Linked DNA regions of Homo sapiens: all the other regions are linked to region 4. The links are chromatin contacts, found by Hi-C or POLR2A ChIA-PET in ENCODE. All regions are on one chromosome and are shown on one strand. The core of a region is the stretch at or near the end of the contact, and the rest is flanking DNA. Distances in the headings are between cores, read along the strand shown. Region 1 has its middle 23 kb from the start of RPUSD4. Region 2 holds the start of NRGN (neurogranin). Region 3 holds the start of ESAM-AS1 (ESAM antisense RNA 1). Region 4 holds the start of STT3A-AS1 (STT3A antisense RNA 1).

The links. A loop is a pair of places that touch in the nucleus more often than their neighbours do. ChIA-PET counts read pairs that join two places held with the same protein, here RNA polymerase II (POLR2A). Pooled maps may share reads with other maps.
Region 1: a loop to region 4 is called in a pooled map, with 4 times the contacts of the local background. The contact joins the enhancer-like site here to the promoter of STT3A-AS1 in region 4. A Hi-C loop is called at or near these places in 2 of 37 single-sample maps with no recorded cell type and 4 of 50 pooled maps. POLR2A ChIA-PET finds 5 or more read pairs at or near these places in 1 of 52 experiments (GM10248).
Region 2: a loop to region 4 is called in a map of naive thymus-derived CD4-positive, alpha-beta T cell, with 4 times the contacts of the local background. The contact joins the promoter of NRGN here to the promoter of STT3A-AS1 in region 4. A Hi-C loop is called at or near these places in 2 of 168 maps with a recorded cell type or tissue (PC-9 and naive thymus-derived CD4-positive, alpha-beta T cell), 2 of 37 single-sample maps with no recorded cell type and 8 of 50 pooled maps. POLR2A ChIA-PET finds 5 or more read pairs at or near these places in 1 of 52 experiments (CD4-positive, alpha-beta T cell).
Region 3: a loop to region 4 is called in a pooled map, with 5 times the contacts of the local background. The contact joins the promoter of ESAM-AS1 here to the promoter of STT3A-AS1 in region 4. A Hi-C loop is called at or near these places in 2 of 168 maps with a recorded cell type or tissue (PC-9 and naive thymus-derived CD4-positive, alpha-beta T cell), 1 of 37 single-sample maps with no recorded cell type and 11 of 50 pooled maps. POLR2A ChIA-PET finds 5 or more read pairs at or near these places in 1 of 52 experiments (CD4-positive, alpha-beta T cell).

Annotation. Positions count from the first base shown.
Region 1 is chr11:126,186,708-126,190,730 of GRCh38, reverse strand. No RefSeq gene overlaps it. Among named protein-coding and RNA genes, the nearest start is that of RPUSD4, 23 kb to the left of the region's middle. Within about 2 kb of position 2,035, at least 2 of the 41 ENCODE cell types and tissues checked have a DNase peak (open chromatin) inside an H3K27ac peak, as active enhancers do.
Region 2 is chr11:124,738,131-124,742,430 of GRCh38, reverse strand. It overlaps NRGN (neurogranin), which reads right to left and starts at 2,489. Exons shown (of 4, transcript NM_006176.3): 1 at 2,332-2,489. The coding sequence starts at 2,346. RefSeq lists silencers at 2,351-2,670, 2,731-2,790.
Region 3 is chr11:124,756,900-124,761,258 of GRCh38, reverse strand. ESAM-AS1 (ESAM antisense RNA 1) reads right to left here and starts at 2,125. Exons shown (of 2, transcript NR_120577.1): 1 at 1,846-2,125. ESAM (endothelial cell adhesion molecule) reads left to right here. Exons shown (of 7, transcript NM_138961.3): 2 at 2,732-2,910. RefSeq lists enhancers at 1,309-1,378, 2,872-3,031.
Region 4 is chr11:125,589,958-125,594,022 of GRCh38, reverse strand. It overlaps STT3A-AS1 (STT3A antisense RNA 1), which reads left to right and starts at 1,455. Exons shown (of 4, transcript NR_132372.1): 1 at 1,455-1,605. It overlaps STT3A (STT3 oligosaccharyltransferase complex catalytic subunit A), which reads right to left and starts at 1,171. Exons shown (of 18, transcript NM_152713.5): 1 at 1,105-1,171. RefSeq lists enhancers at 1,305-1,899, 2,017-2,186.

The DNA.
Region 1 (4,023 bases), core at 786-3,285, 600 kb before region 4:
CTGCAGTTTGGGGGAGAACTAGGAAAGGAAAAGCAGAAAAAGGGGGTCAGTTCCTCCACACTGCATATGGAGAAGGGCATTCCAAGCTGAATTAGTGGCTTTGACTCCGGAGAGGGCAGGCCATGCCCAAGTGGTTGTTAGAACCTCAGGAGCACATGTGAGGAGCCCCCAGGCTAGCTTAGGAGATGGCCTTGGAAATGGGAGGGGGCACAGTTGTTTCCCAAACTGGGCGGGACTTGGGGAACCCCCATCTGGGATTGTCCACCATGGATGTGAAGACCAAGGGCTCAGGGAGTGAAGGTCATGGCAGATACCCCCAGCCAAGGTGGCTGGCCTGGGAGTGGGAAGATGCCAGGAGAACACAGCATGGCCAGCAGCTCCCTGGGGCTGTCTGACAGCTCCTGAAGGGCCTCGGGTTCCACACGGAGTGTGGGGTGGTTTGAAGGTGTTGGCATGAAGCCAGTGCTCCTTGGTTCCTGGTGTGGGGGCCAGAAGCTCAGAATACTGGGGCTAAGGGAACCCCCTACATCTGACATCAATTCTTTTCCCTGTCCCCAAATGGGGGCTGGAGTGGGGAAGGGTTGAGGTTGTCATGTCCAAAGCTCTTTCCTTCTCATCCTCCTAAGCACCCAGCATCACTCATCCCTGGACAATTTAGCTGCCATCAGCACCTGCTGTTTGATGCAGAAAGAGGGGAAGGGGAGGTCAGAGGAGGGAGGAGAGCAGAGGGGACACCAGAGGCTTTGTTCCCAGGTGCCCACCTCCTAGGGAGGGAGGGGTGGGGGTCAGTGGCAGCCCCATGCCCTATCTGGCAGGCAATCCTGTGTCTGAGTTTGGGAATTAAGCTGTCCTCGCCTCTCCAGCATGAATGAGGCCTGGGGGACTGTGACAAGAGCTGTCAGTGCTGGTATCCTGTGCCAGTAATCGCTCAAAAGGCCAGGCAGCTCAGGACGCCTGGGAAAGATGGGATGGAGAGGGCAGGGTCCAGGGCCTGCTGGGGAGGGGCCAGACAGGAACACAGACACCTTTGTGTGCACCTGATCAGTGCCAGCCACTGGCTGCTTCCTGTCGGAGGGGCTTTGTCCCTGTCCTGTCTCCCATGCCTGGACTTTAGGCAACTCTGGGCCTAGGGCCACATCCAACCACACTGTGTTCTGTCCCCAGCGCTTGCTCGGGGCCAGGCTCCGAGCTTCCCCTGAAAGCTTGTCCTGGAGGGGATCGAACTTCAAGGCGAGGCAGGTGACGGTGAATGTCTTGACGGCCCTCAGCAGATGGGGCTTTTACTGAGGTTGAGTTTCTTTCTGGCAAGAAGTTTTGGGGACCAGGGTTCTAGGCCGTGGGCCCCAGCCCAGCTCATTCCAAAACCATTAGGCCAGGTAACCGCAGCAGCACAGTGGGGCCAGGTGACAGCTGGAGCAGCTGCAGACAGCCTCAGTCCCCAGCGTGCTGACATGTTAGAAGTACACGTCACTATCTCAGCAGTCAGCCGCCACATCTGGAACTGCTCTCGGCCTCCTCTAATTGCCTCATTATTTTCCGAGGAAAAGCGCCCCCGTCCCCAGCTCTCCGTTGCTGTCCCTTCCCTCTGGCCTGTCCCGAAATCCACCTGAATGAGCCCCAGACCAGGGTTTGGGATTCTATGGGGGAGGGGAGGGCATCTCTCCAACTTGCAGGCCCTAGAAAAGAGAGAAACCACACATGGACCTGGCTTTGTCCCTGGTGCCCGGAACGCAGGGTCCTTGAAGAATTCAGGTGGATCCCTTGGAACACGCAAGACTCTGACCCCTCTTCCTGTCAGCAAGTGTCTGTCGTGCACAACATTGTCTGAAACTAGGGAGAGGGCAAGGAAGCAGAAGATACAGTTTCTGCACACAGTGCACCTGCCATCTAGGTGGAAAGACAAAAAGGAAGTGGAGAACCAGTCAGGCGAGGTGTGGCTTATAATCCTGACCGCATCTCATTTGTCCACCCATCACCTAGGGGCCCGGGCTGTGTGTTGGCCGTAGTGGGTGTCGAGATGCAGCTGTAGCCCTGTCCTGGAGCACCTGACATGTTTCAGAGAGATTGCAGGAGAGGCACCCAGGCATCCGGAGATCACTAGCAAAATGCCGATGCAGCCTGGGTGGGGAGGGGGCCTTCCTGGGGACCTGAGAGCTTTCAGGAGGAGAGAAGGGAGGGGCATTCCAGAGGAAGGAGTGCTGTGGTTTCTAGATGTGTCTGCAAGCAGTGTGGTGTGTTACTGCAGTGTAGAGCTTGTGGCAGGGAGCGACATGGCTGGAGAAGTAGCAAACTTGGGGAGCTTGGATCCTGACCCATAGGGGAGGGGAGCACGAGACGGCAGAGGTCAGAAAGCCCAGGGAGGGGGAGGTAGGTAGCACAGAGCTGTTGCGGAGTCAGGGCCGTGGCACACCTGGAGGCCTGCGCCGTCCTGATAATCCTCTCAGCCGGTGACTAAAGGAGCCCTCCAAGCAGCAGACAAGTTACCCCTCAACATCAAGACACCCAGAAACTCCCCGGCTTCAGCTCTCCCTGGGTCTCAGGTCACCACTTAGCCCAGCTGTGTCCGGTGCAGACCTGGAAGGAGTGTGGGAGGATCTGTTTGGCTGGTGGGTCTTAGGGTCCTTCTTTTTTTTTTTTCTTGAGATGGAGTCTCGCTCTGTCACCAGGCTGGGGTGCAGTGATGTGATCTCAGCTCACTGCAGTCTCCACCTCCCGGGTTCAAGCAATTCTCCTGCCTCAGCCTCCCGAGTAGCTGGGACTACAGGTGCGTACCACCACGCCTGACTAATTTTTGTATTTTTAGTGGAGACGGGGTTTCACCATGTTGGTCAGGATGGTCTCAATCTCCTGACCTCGTGATCTGCCCACCTCAGCCTCCCAAAGTGCTGGGATTACAAGTGTGAGCCACCCTGCCACCCTACCCAGCCCTTAGGGTCCTTCTTGTACTTGTTGGGGGCTCCTTGTTCCTGGAAGCCCACGGTCTCCCCCACCTGCCCAAGGTGGGCCCTGGGTGGGCCACTCTCAGGCCCAGCGACCCGGCTGGCCTGTCCTGGGAGTCTTTGCAGCCGGAACCTCAGAAAGGATGGGGAAAGCTTGGAGCTGCATGTAGGGTTCCAGCTGGAAAAATTGGAGGGGAAGGCACACTCCATCCTGCCCCCAGCATCAACTGAGGCCAAGAATTCTCCTAACAGGGCCTGGCTCCAAAAGATGACAGGCCGCCCATCATCTGCCGGCCTCTGTTGTGGTCCCTGGCACAGTCTCTGTCCCTGTCTGACTCTCAGTGTTTATACATATTCATCCCTCTGTGCCCCAGCATGTGGTCCCTGGTTAGTGCCTTCCCCTTCTGTTAAGATTGCACTCTCGTCCCCTCGCACCTGCCTCGCTCCCTGCCTCTCATTTTCTGTCTCTTATTTTCTCTCTCCAGTCTCTCCTTCTGTGTTAATGTCCCTTCTCTCCTCTGGGTGGCAGCTTCGGCGCCATCCTCTCTTCAGCCTCCTTTTCACTGGGGAGAGCCCCTCTTAGGGGAGGCCCAGCAGCGGCCCCATGATGCAGGGGTGCTGATGAGGGTGCCTGAGCCCCCACAAGACCTGTGTGGGAGGGCAAGGAGGGATGGGCAGAGGCGAGGAGAGGGTGGTGAGAGCTACGGGCAGGGCCTTGGTCAGGGAAGTGAGGAACCTCCTTCACCTCACCCAGTCCCAGCCCGGGACGCCCTTCACAGAGACGGAGGCAGGAATGGCGCTCTTTTCTCTGGCTTCCTGCAGCTGGGGCTCTGTGGGGCCGTAGTGGACTTCAGCCTCGGACGGTCTCCACCAGCTCCTCTCTCAAACAAACAAACTGAGCCTGCTCTGCAAATGTTTGATGACCGGTCCCCTCTATACCTCCCTTGCAGCCTCCCCAGGCCCCTGCTGTATAGAAATGCTGGAGCCTCCACCACTCAGAGATGGGCACCAGCGCTGCGCTGAGTCCAAGAGGGGCGAGGCAGGCCTCTCCTGTTGCAGGGGAGTGGGGTGTACGTGGGACCCT
Region 2 (4,300 bases), core at 1,240-3,739, 850 kb after region 4:
TAAAAAAATAGGCAGATCTGTTTTCTTCTTCCTCATTTCTATCTGAGCCTCTGTACCAAGGAGAAACGGGAATAAGACAGGACTAGATTCTTCCCAAACACCAGGTGATGCGGTCAGTGAGGAGAGCTCCAGAATCAAAAGATGAAGAAGGACCTGCCTCTAGCCCCCAAGAGGTATGCTGTTCTTCCCACACATCTCAGCTCTCTCCCAGCACTGAGTCCAGCCCTCCACAGAAAGGGGAGGAAAATGCCCACCCCTAGCCCTGCCCTTCCCCAACCCTCCACACATCACTCCTTCTTCTTCCTGCCCTCCTGCACAGTCTGATAATGGTGCTCTCTCTTGCTCAGCCCTTTAGCCCTGCAGACCTAGGACAGGGCATGACTTGGGAAGGCTCCTGTGCACAGGGTGCACTGGAGGAGGTGCCCCAGGCCCTGGGCCATGGAGATAATTGTGTATCTGCTTCTCTTTTACCTTTTGGGTGGGTAGCCTCTCCTTTTTTAAGGGACACTGACTTCAACCATGTCTACTAATCCCTCAGTATGGCTCCCTGGGCACTCAAGAGCAACAGTTCCAGGCAGGGACCCCCACATCCTACTCTAATTACTACTGCAGACACAGAGGAGACCAATTCCATTCCTTCCCTGGCCTCTTGGATTCTTTGTTTACTCACCTCTTTCCAGTGACCACGTCTCCCACTTCCCCTTCCCCAGCAATACTCCCCTGTCATCCTCACCTCTCCCCTCCCCCCAGCTCATTTCCCAGAACCCACCATCCATTTATCTTCTCTACTTTATACAACACTGCTGGGAGGAAGGGCTCTTCCTCAGTGGAGCCCAGGAACCTCCATGAGGAGCCCATTTCTCCCTTCACAACCAAAAAATTGCTTCCTGTAGAATAACAAGCAGAGGGAAAAGGCTGGAAGGAGATATGTTATCGGGGTGTTCTCCAGGGGGTGGGACTGTAGGTGACTGACATGTTTGTTTTTCATACTTTTCTCTAGGTTTTACGTTTTCTATTATGAGCAGATTACTTTTATAATCAGTAAATATTTAGAGGAGAGGTTAAACCACAGCTCTTCGAAGAAGACAGGGCTATGTTTGAATCCTGCCTCCACAGTTAGGAGTCATGCTTCCTTGGAAAAATCTAACTTTCTAAACCTCAGTTGGCACATCTGTGAAATAATACCTACTTCACAGGGTTGTTGCTATGATTAAATATAAAGTGCTGGCTACAGGGCAGGCATTCACAAACTGGCAACTATTACTTAAACTAATAAGAGTTAAAATCGCAACCACCACCACTTGCCCCTAAGTGTTCTCTGCCTCTTGGTACCCAGACATGGGAAAGTCTCACCTATTATAGAACTGGGCTATCCTTCCCTTCCAAAGCCCACTTTTTTTTTCTTTACTATGCCATAAGGTGGCAAAGTCAGTAACCTCGTGTATCATTAGCTGGTTGACTGAATGACTGAAAATACAAGGACTTTGGAATAGTCTTTCTCCAAGTGCAGAGGCAAAAAATAAATAAGCAAACAAATAAATTTCATATACGTATGATCACTGTACTCTTCCAGTGAGGCAGGAGCCAGGGCCTATGCCAGGCGCTTTCATACCGAGTCACCTTTACAGCAAACCCCTCGGGCGCTGGGCACTTGCAGTACCCAGGTTTCCGCGTGGGCGCTGACAAATTGCAGACACTTCCTTTCCTCGCCAGCAGGGCTCTCTCGCGGTCACTTCACCCAGCCCCTTCCGAGCGAGAAGGCCTTGGGGGCCGGGACAACCCCTCCCCAGAACCACCCTGACTAGGCTCTTTGCAGCCAGCATCACTACCGAGCTAACCAATATGGACCAGCCTGCGCTGCACAGGGCGCTTAGGCGATCGTTGGAGGGTCATGAGGATCAGCCTGTCCGCCCACCGACGGCGGCGCAGTGGGATGGGGAACGGGGTGGGGGCCGAAAGACGGGAGGAAGGAGTCGCTGCAGTGTCTCCAGGCGATGGTTGCCAGCGTCTCACTGGGGAGGAAGTTCCTCCTGTCATCCAACCCGCAGTTCCCCTCTTGCAGAGCCCTGCCGAGCTCCCAGTCCAGCCTAGGCTGTCTAACGGATGGGCGCTCAGACGCCCCCGCGAGTTGAGGAGCATTTTTCCTAGGGCTTCCAAGTCGGGCGGGCGCCTTCCACCATCCACCACCCACGTCTCGGCAAGGACCCCTTTTCTTTCTGCTCCTAGGTCTTCCGCATCCACTTCCATCCCTCTCTCGCCCTCCAGGGCTTTCTCAGGCGCCTCTCGCAGCGGACCCCGCCAAGTGCCCCTCCCCCGGGCCCTCTAACTTACGGTGCAGCAGTCCATGCTGGTGTCGGGGGGTCCTCTGCGGGGACGAAGGCTGGCGCAGGGCGGGGGTGGGGTCTGTGTGGTGCCGGGTGGGGGCTCTGGGGCAGTCGGCCGCCAGCCGACCCGCGCCGAAACAGCAGCTCTGCTCTCGGGTCCGGTCTCCCGCGCTCGGCTCCGCTCGCGAATGTAACCTGAGCCCCGCGGCCGGGAAGCCAATCAGGAGCAGCCTCCGGCAGGGTGGGCGGGGAGAAGTGGAGGGAGGGCCACGCCCTCTCGCGGCTCTCTGCGCCGCGCTCCCGCTCCTGCCCCAGCCCCTCCGCCTACACGCTTGTATCCAAGCCTCCTACACACTCCATCCTCCCGGGCGCAATCCCCTGGCTTGCTAGGCGGCAGACTGCCAGGCAGATGTACGCCGGAGTAGGCAGAAGGAGGCCCCCGACACCCCGAGCACAAACACCCACATCTGGGCACAGCACCTACTCCCGCTCAGAGAAAACCACGCACCCCTCACCCATCCCTCCATACTTCCACAACCTAGCAGGAGTCCCAAATATGGCTCCCTTTCACTTCACTCCCCCTCAGTCCGCAAAGAAAGGCTCCCTAACGGGCGGTAAAAAGGTCTCATCATCACTCCTGCTACAGACGGAGAAACCTGTTGGTACAACCTGGCGATGGGCATGCGTCCACACAAAAGCTCACAAGCCCCACATGTCCACATATGATTTTCCCAGGCCTTCTTCCAGCATACAGACACTGCAGATACAACCTGCAAAAATAACTACGCAGCCCTTCAGTTGCAGGTAAATGCGGACACCCTGTTGCGGGCGCCCGCGCGCTCACGCACGCACACGGACAGTCACCCAACTCAAGCTGTCGGCATGACGTATCTATTATCGATCTGTCTACATGAGCTGCAACAAACAACATCATATATGCACAACACCTATTTTGTATGTATTTATATATGGGCACAGACTTGGAAGAAGTATCCTCCTCCCTTTCATACCAGACTCTGCCTAACCTTTTGATCTGCTGCCTCAGAATAAGACAAAAGCTGGCCATCCTCGCCCTTGCTCCTGAGAAGAAGAAAAATACCCTAAACCCAAGTGTAGAGAATTCGAAGTAATTGGCTCTTGGGTCCATGATGAGGCAGGATGTGGGCTTCGTGAGAGGCTGGGAAGGGGAGCTATGGAAAGAGCATCTGGGAGGGACAGACTGCCACTGTTGTGGTCGTCAGCCTCCCCCAACTCGGCAGGGTACAAAAGCTGGCAGTGTGGCTTGTTATGTGGGTAGGGTAGGCCTTCTCTGAGAAAACTAGAAAGTCTTCTCAGCTAAGGTCCCAGAGAAGGGAAGGAGGAAAGGATGGCTCCTGCTGGGAGCAAAGGTGGGAAATGCCCTGTGGCTCTGGTTGGGACAGCAGATCCTGAGACAGCTCTGCTGTGCATCCCCAGTCCCTGGCCATGACCAGGGACCACGTGGCGGTGACATGCTTCCTTTCCACCTAGATGTTTGGGCCCGAGGCTCTGCTTGCCAAAGGAAAAATGAGTGGGAGAGAAATGCCTGAGTCCATTCAGGGTGGGGATAAGGTTAGCCAGCTTGGGGTCCCAGGCTGAGCTGGATGCTGGCCGGGATTCCAGGGCTTGGGGTGTAGGGGTGTCTCTCCCAGCATGTTTGGGACCCACCCACTTTTGTAAAAAAAAATCTGTTCCCCAATCTGTCTCTGGCACATCTTTCATCTCCCCACCTCCTCCAAGTGGCCAGATGTCCTGGGAACTCAGGCCCTTGCCTAAATGACACGCACATCTGTGGCCTTCTGTTGTGCCAATTCCTGCTGGACTTCAACTCCAGAATCCAGAGAGGAGAGGAAAGGGGGAAATTGGGGGACAGAGTGGATACCAGGCCTAGACTCTGTGCTTTTCTCTTCCCAAATTAGAGCTGAGGAATTCGGGATTTGGTGAGTTTGCAGTCAAGT
Region 3 (4,359 bases), core at 876-3,375, 830 kb after region 4:
GCCCTTTTAAACTATTTCACTTGCTGTCCCTCAGCTTTCTTGCCATCTCCCTTCAAGGATCTCGAATGGGAGTGAAGGGTGGGTTTAGCTATATTGACTTTAACTCATTTCTCAGGTTGGAGGATGTCAGGACAAGTAAGGCCTGGGAAGCTGTAGAGTGAAATTCTACAATGATGGGGACAGAGATGAGGATCACCAGTGTCCCCTTTAGCATGTTCTGTGCCCCACAGGTGTCGGGGCATGCAATATTATAGTCCTTGGACAAAATGAGTCTCAAGTACAGCCCCCCAGGCCACACCAAGGCCACAAGTAGCCTTCTGTCCCTCTGGGCTTGGTGGGCCTGCTCCAGGATCCCTCAGACTTCTCATCCCGCCTTTCCCAACTTCAACTTCAGCTCTGTTCCTTCTGCATTCCACCCCAACTCTATCCCCCTTCCTTGTGGGGGGTGGGGGCTGGGGGAATCTCTGAAGCCAGGGAGGACAGTTCAAGTTGACTGCCTGAGTGTCCCAGGCTTCACCTGCTGCTCATCTGCAACCCTTTGTCCTACCCCAGCTTTGAGCCTCAGTTTGTCAGACTGAAGACCTGGACTCAAAAGTTCCAATCGGTCCCCCTGGGGGGTTGCCCAGTTCCCGCCAGCCACTCGAGGGTTAAATGGCACTGGTGACCCCGGTGCAACGTGCAGGCGCCCGGCTCCGCTCTTCTGGGCTCTGGAGGAGGCTCTCCGGCTCAGTAGGCTCCTCGGCGGCTCAGTGCTGCTGCCCCTGGGGCGTGAGAAGCCCGCGGGGGGAGTTTCTCAGAGAAAGAGGGAGACTAAAAATAGCCCCGGGGAGCGGGCCCATTTCGCTCTCCTTCGGCCCCTGCCGGCTCCCTCACTCTGGCCTCGGAGAGGGCTGTGGGCCGGAAGGGTCCCTTTCTTGGGCTGTCCCAGTGTCCTTCGATCAGACCCAACCAGACTCCTTTTCTCTCCCAGTGGCTCCGTGGACCCTGGGACCGAAAAAAACGGACCAGTTGGTGACTTCCGAGCCAGCAGACACCCAGGAGGGAGAGCAGAAAAGCCTCAGGCCCTCTTCTGTTCCTAGTTTCTGACAGGGCGAAGGGCAAGGAGCATGTGCCCAGACCCCAGTGTGTCCGTTACTATCTCTTTTAACTCTCCTCTACCTTCTGGAAAGTGGAATTATAAATGTGGGACCTGGGGAGGTCGCTGGTGGTCCACAAGGTGAAGGAAGGGCGCGCCCCTTCTGGGCCCCAGGCAGTTTCCCGGCGGAAACCCTTTCTGGCCGCCGGGTGTGTGTCGTAGAAAGGCTGGGGGAGAGCCGGCAGCACCTGCAGGCTCCAGGCGTGCCCGGCCTCAGCGGAATGGCCAGCGGGCCGGGTCCCCAGGGGGCGTCCAGCTCCTTGAGGCGGGGATTGTTTCCTCCCGTAGAGCCTCCGGTCTAGTGGCCCCCCCTTCATTGTCTTCTGCCTTATCACTGGGTACAAATTTCCTGCCCAGACCACAGAGATCCTCCAGGAAATGGGAAGGGGGATGCTGCGAAGGCCAAGTAACAGAGGTGGGGGTTCTGTACGGCGCAGCCGGGAAGCGGTGGGGGAGGCTTGCATCCTGGCCGGATCGGCTCCCAGCCCTTAGAGGCCTTCAGCCTGGCTCTCCTAGGGCGAGGGTGGAGAGCGGGGCCTGGCTGCGGCCTCTTCCCGCGGCGTTGGCCGCCTGCTCGCCACGCGGAGGTGGCGTCTTCCGCTCCGAGGCAGAGGGCCGAGGCCTGGAGGGAGTAGGGCCCGGGACTGGAGCGGCGATCATCCTCAGGCCTGGCCGTGTGCAAGCCCAAGGTTATTCCCCAAAGGGCTTACCAGTTGGCTGCTCTGTTGCCTCCCCGAAGGGCAAAGGATGAGTATTTCTGGACGCCGTGGTGCAAACGATGGCCCCCTCCTTGAAACCAACACCCCGGTCCACCCCCTGAGCGCCGGACACACTCAGGGGAGGCTTCATACTTGTCTAGAGACCGTCGTTCGCGCTGCCCTTAATTCCTTGCCACCCGAGAGTTCTCTGCCCAGATCGCCCGAACCCCAGAAGGGCTCCGAGGAGCTTTCTGGGTTTCAACCCTCCGTTTTCCGAGGGAAGCCCGCCTCTGAGATTGCGCGGGAGGGCGGGGAGCATCGCATTCACTGGGTCAGGCTTGGGCGCTGGGCTGCTCTGCTCTCTCCAGCTCCTGGCAAGCTCAGAAGGAGCCGCAGGGTTAATAGGTAACCAGACGGCCTCCCAAACCCCTCCGCCCTTTGAGAACTCGGGAGTGAGGGACCCTGGCGGCCCGGAGCAGCATCCCTACTCTCCCTCAGGAAAACTAGGGAAGCAAGTGGGCTACGTGGCGCGTACGACAGAAACAGTCGGTCCACCCTTTCTTCTCATATCTTCCCCTCCTCGCTGGAAATCTGCCCCCTCTCTTTGATGCTCAGAAATCTGCGCCTCTGGATACGAATAAATGCATATAAATGTGTCCCCATCCCCGCTACAACTGCAGAGGCTGGCGGTGGAGAGAAGTCGTGATGAAATGGGAAGCAGGACACTGAGCCAGTGGTCCCTGGGCACCCCTTGAGGCCTCCAGGGGCCGGACCCCGCAAGGTTCCTCTTTCCAGTTAAAGCGACTTTCCTCGCTCTCTGGTGAAGCCGCGTAGGGCAGGGTCCGCGGGCGGAGCTGGGAGCCGGTCCTGGGCACTCACGCCTCGCTCTTGTCTCCAGCGCCCCCCTCGCGGGCCCAGCTGCAACTGCACTTGCCCGCCAACCGGTTGCAGGCGGTGGAGGGAGGGGAAGTGGTGCTTCCAGCGTGGTACACCTTGCACGGGGAGGTGTCTTCATCCCAGCCATGGGAGGTGCCCTTTGTGATGTGGTTCTTCAAACAGAAAGAAAAGGAGGATCAGGTGAGGGAAGAACGCCTGTCAGCCAGCGGCAAGTTGCGCCCAGAGGGGGTTGTAAGCAAAGAGCTGGTAGCGGTGGGAGGGGTGGAGAGGGAATGGGGGCCGGGGAAGGAGTTTCAGGGAAAAGCAGAAGTCTTCACCAGTTCAGTTTTTGTTCTGATATTGGAGACTTCCCAAACAATTATCTTTTGCCGGCTTTCCCTAAAAATCCAGCACACAAAATACTGTAAAAGTGTGAGAGGCATTTTACTTGGTTATGAGGGAGGAGAGGAGGAGGGGAAGAATGGAAGTTGAGGACTGGGAAACGCTTAGGGGAAGTAACACACACGACTTATAAAAGTTAGCATATTTCTGGCCTGACTCAGTGACTCATACCTGTAATCCCAGCACTTTGGGAGGCCGAGGTGGGCACATCACTTGAGGCCAAGAGTTCGAGAGCAGCCTGGCCAATATGGTGAAACCCCCGTCTCTGCTAAAAACACAAAAATTAGTCGGACATGGTGGCACCCGCCTGTAATCCCAGCTACTTGGGAGGCTGAGGCAAGAGAATTGCTTGAATCCACAAGGTGGAGGTTGCAGTGAGCCAAAATCCAGCCACTGCACTTCAGCCTGGGCGACGGAGTAAGACTCTGTCTCAAAAAAAAAAAAAAAAAAAAAAGTTAGCATATTTCTGTTTTCACATTCTCTGCTTTGAATACTGTCAAGTCACAGGCCACTTCTCTTCCCAAATGATTCTCATCTGTCACCTTGCCCCCCTGTATACCACCTTGAGAGCCAAGGGGCCATCTCCTCCCACAATCTCCCACCCATCTGTTTTGACACCGGGCTTACATCCAAATACAGATTTACCCCAGAAGAGAATGAAACAATGTTCAGAACCCCTGAAAACTGTGTTCAAGGAAGTCAGCTGGATTTTTTTGAGACAGGGGTCTTACTCTTGTTGCCCAGGCTGGAATGCAATGGTGCAGTCTTCGCTCACTACAGCCTCTACCGCTCCTGCTCAAGTAATCCTTCCACCTCAGCCCCCTGAGTAGCTGGGACTACAAGCACACGCCACCATGCCAGGCTAATTTTTGTATTTTTTGTAGAGACTGTGTTTCACCGTATTGCCCAGGCTGGTCTTGAACTCTTGGACTCAAGCAATCCACCTGCCTCAGCCTCCCAAAGTGCTCACAGGCATGAGGCAACGTGCCCAGCCTCATTTGATACTTTTAAAATACATTTTTAATATTTTTTTCCTCCAAGATGCCTTCCCCATTGTGTAAGTTTCAGGTCTTACAAACCTGGATCCACCCCAGCAGTCTGAGTTGCATATATACATACCTCCTATTTACATGTCCCTCCTCCCACTATTATGTCACCTTTCTAAACACCGCAATTGGGAGATGAGACAATGCGCAGGAACGAAGAACTGTTCTGGTGAAGAGGACCCAGGGGCAGTGAGAGGGGGCT
Region 4 (4,065 bases), core at 206-2,705:
TTTGTTGTTAATTATACTCCTAATAATAGTTATCCTATAGAACACTAGAATTTATTCCTATCTAGTTGTACTTGTGTATCCCTTAACAAACGTTTGTCTATCCTCCTCCATGAATCTTTTTTCCCACTATTATTGGAATAAAGGAGAAAAACAAAACAACAACAACACTGGACTAGGTGGAAGGCATATAGAATGCTAGCCCCAACACTGAGAAGTCAAGCATGTTCTCCATAATTAACTGTCCCAGAAGAGCAGTTTAGAAATGTGTTTAAGTATAGTCCCAAAGGGAAAGCTTACTTTGCAACTAAAAATAAAGGCCTAACTACTCCAGGAGGTCAACAATCCAGCCATATCTCTCAGGGTTTGCAGCTGTTTTCTGGAATGCCTGAAATAGGAACAAACTTAACACCACTGCGTTGATACGAGCCACACACCAAAATGAGACTGCTAGGATCTCTACTTGAAAACTTGAGTAAACGAGCTAGTCATTGAGGGCAGGGCCGTAAGGGAGATTTCATCTCGTGCTCTTTGGTCACTTTCGCACACCGCCAAGCAAATAAGAGCAAAGACACCTTTCTTAAAACACTTACCAACCTGCTCTCCTCAACTGTGCCCTGCAAGCTGTGGCATCTCCTGCCACCCTGCCTCTAGTTTCCCAGACTGCAATTTCCCCAGCCCCGTTTTCCTACACACGTTTCCACACCCTCTCACGATCTTTTACTCTCTTCTCCCTTCCGGTCGTTCCAGCGGGTCCCACCTCCCTCTTCTTCCCACCCTCAAAGAACTGACCACCTCTGATACCCCTCAGCGCGGGACACTCATCACCCCAGCATCCTACGCGCCTTCCCCTCCATAACTAGTCCCAGGACCCAGTCTTTCCCACGCTCTGTTCTCAAGACCCACCTTACCCTCCCTCCCTAGACCTTCGCATCCTTCCATCCAGGAAGCCCCCACACCACGCCCCACGCCCCCTCCTCTGCAAGGCCCTAAGCTCTGCTCTCCACCCCCATTTAGAGTTTTGCCTCCTGCACTTCGTTCAGCCCCATCAACGCCATGGACTGCACCTGCCGCTGATTTTCAAGTTACGTTCTACGGCCTTCTCACCTGGCCGGCTTTCCTAAACGATCCGCGGGGCTCCCTCAGCCATCCGTTCAGCGGCGCACCCAACCCTGGCAGGAGCCGGGTCCGCCTCCCGGACCGCTCCCCCGTTGGCTGGCTCCAGGCCAATAGGACGCTTCTGGAGAGCGATAGGGTCTCGGAACTGTCTGTCAAATCCGGAGGCGTAAACCGGGCCGCGATTCAAGTTTTTAATTGGTCATTACAGCTATCACTTAGCAGTCTAGAGGCAGGTCTGTATGCTCCCGCCGAGCTGTCATAGGCCGGCGCGTAGGAGTCAAGAGCGCGGAAAGAACGTGCCCCAAGCAGTTTGGTTGAGGGCCGAGGAGTGACGTGTCGGTTTGCGGACCCACGGGGAGTCGCAGTGGGAAGGCGCGGCCCACTGACTCCCGTCATGTGACAAGAAGCGGAAACTACGCTGAAATAGGCCCTTGCTCCAAGTCCCAGTAACTCGGAATGCGGAGCCGCTCGTCTCCCGTCTTTTTTAAGGTAGAAATTGTTACCTAATACAAGGTGAAAGGAGAGGAGGGAAGCATTTTCTACCTATTTATTCTCAATTAAAACTCAAACGCGGACTGGTCCAGACAGTTCGTCTTTTGCAGGATGTGCCTGATAGTTGACTCGAGCTTTTACTGTGCCTTGGTAACTGCGATGGACCTGGGAACCTTGACAGAGTTCACAGCCCCTGGTTTTGTGAAAGAGCGTGCCTAGGCCTAAAGGGGTTGTCGGGGCTAAGCTGGAAGCATTTCTACTGCCAGCTGAGACAGCCACCGCCGCGGAGGCACAGCCCTCCCCAGCAGCAAGCGGGCTTCCTCGGGAGACCGGGAGGCAGCCCGGCCATGCTTAGTCAGTTCAGCCCTTTGTTAAAATACCGGCCAGAGAGCCGCTCTCCCTATCCTAACTTGCCTCTCTTCTCTCGCACCCCACGCGCTCCCCGACCCCCAATAAGTTTGCTGAGGGCAGAGAAGGGGACGAAGTTTGAGCAGCAATTCCATCATCTCAGACTCGCACGTGTACACCTTTATCCTCAGGCACTTCCACTCCCTGCGCGCCTCGGTGAGCCAAGGCTACACCAGAGAGAGTGGGAACGTCTCGCAGCTCTTCGAACTTGTTGCCTCTACCACTCACGCAGTTTCCTATTCTCCCATGAACGGAACCCACCACTTATTGAAAGGTCATTATTTAAATCACTGCTTCAGAATCACATGCATTTTTTTCAAAATCCACATGACCAGGCTCGCCCCAGGACGTTATGATTCAATAGATCTGCTTTTTTTTGGTTTTGTTTTTAGTAGTAAGTGTTCGATGTAATTTTACTTTAACAAAAGGAAACTGAAGCTGAGCCTGAAGGAATTACAGAACTTGGAGTAAATGCTTCTTCAAAATACGAGTTTTGGTCGGGCGCGGTGGCTCACCCCTGTAATCCCAGCACTTTGGGAGGCCAAGGCGGGCGGATCACGAGGTCAGGAGGTAGAGACCATCCTGGCCAACATGGTGAAACCCGTCTCTACTAAAAATAGAAAAATTAGCTGGGCGTGGTGGCGCGTGCCTGTAATCCCAGCTACTCGGGAGGCTGACACAGAATCACTTGAACCAGGGAGTCGGAGGTTGCAGTGAGCCGAGATCGTGCCACTGCACTCCAGCCTGGCGACAGAGCTGGACTCCGTCTCAAAAAGAAGTTTTTTCTCTTTAAAAATAAAAAAGCGGGGAGGGGGGCATTAAAATTAGAAAGATTGTGTTCAAGTTTCTTTTGTTTTTTTTTAAGTATTAACCTAAGAATATTAAGGCCGGTCGCGGTGGCTCACGCCTGTAATCCCAGCACTTTGGGAGGCCGAGGCGGGTGAATCACCTGAGGTCAGGAGTTTGAGAACAGCCTCACCAACATGGTGAAACCCCATCTCTACTAAAAATACAAAAATTAGCTGGGCTTGGTGTCAGGATCCTGTAATCCCAGCTACTTGGGAGGCTGAGGCAGGAGAATCGCTTAAACCCAGGAGTTGGAGGTTGCAGTGAGCCAAGATCGCGCCATTGCACTTCAGTCTGGGCAGCAAGAGCGAAACTCCGTCTCAAAAAAAGAAAAAGAATATTAAGATGTTAGAGTTTTTATTAATTTTTTTCAAAGTAGGCCAGGCGCGATGGTGGGCTCCTGTAATCTCAGCTACTCAGGAGGCTGAGGCAGTAGAATTGCTTCAACCCAGGAGGCAGAGGTTGCAGTGAGCTGAGATCACGCCATTGCACTCCAGCCTGGACAACGGAGCAAGACTCTCCCACCAAAAAAAAAAAAAAAAGTATTAAACATGTTTCTTAGAATACATTTAAGCTTCCAAGTGATCAAATTAAGTAAACCTTTTCACAAGTCAAAATGTACTATTAAAAAACAAAGTTTGGGGCCGGGTGCAGTGGCTCACGCCTGTAATCCCAGCATTTTGGGAGGCCGAGGCGGGCGGATCATGAGGTCAGGAGTTCGAGACCAGCCTGACCAACATGGCGAAACCCCCGTCTCTACTAAATATACAAAAATTAGCCGGGCCTGGTGGCAAGTGCCTGTAATCCCAGCTACTCGGGAGGCTGAGGCAGGAGAAATTGCTTGAACCTGGGAGGCGGAGGTTGCAGTGAGCTGAGATCGCGCCATCACACTCCAGCCTGGGCAACAGAGGGAGACTCTGTCTCAAAAAAAAAGAACAAAGTTTGAAAATCTAATCCTATTTTTAGGATGAGTCTTTGATACCAGTCCATGAGGAAAGGCTTATTTGTGAATAAAATCAAAGGAAAACAAACTCATAGGAAAGTCTTTATAATTATTATAAACAAACCTGGAGGTCCAGGTGTCGTGGCTCAAGATTGTAATCCTAGCACTTTGGGAGGTTGAGGCGAGAGGATGGCTTGAGGCCAGGGGTTGGAGACCAGCCTGGGCAACATGATGAGATGCAGTGTCTACAAAAATAATTT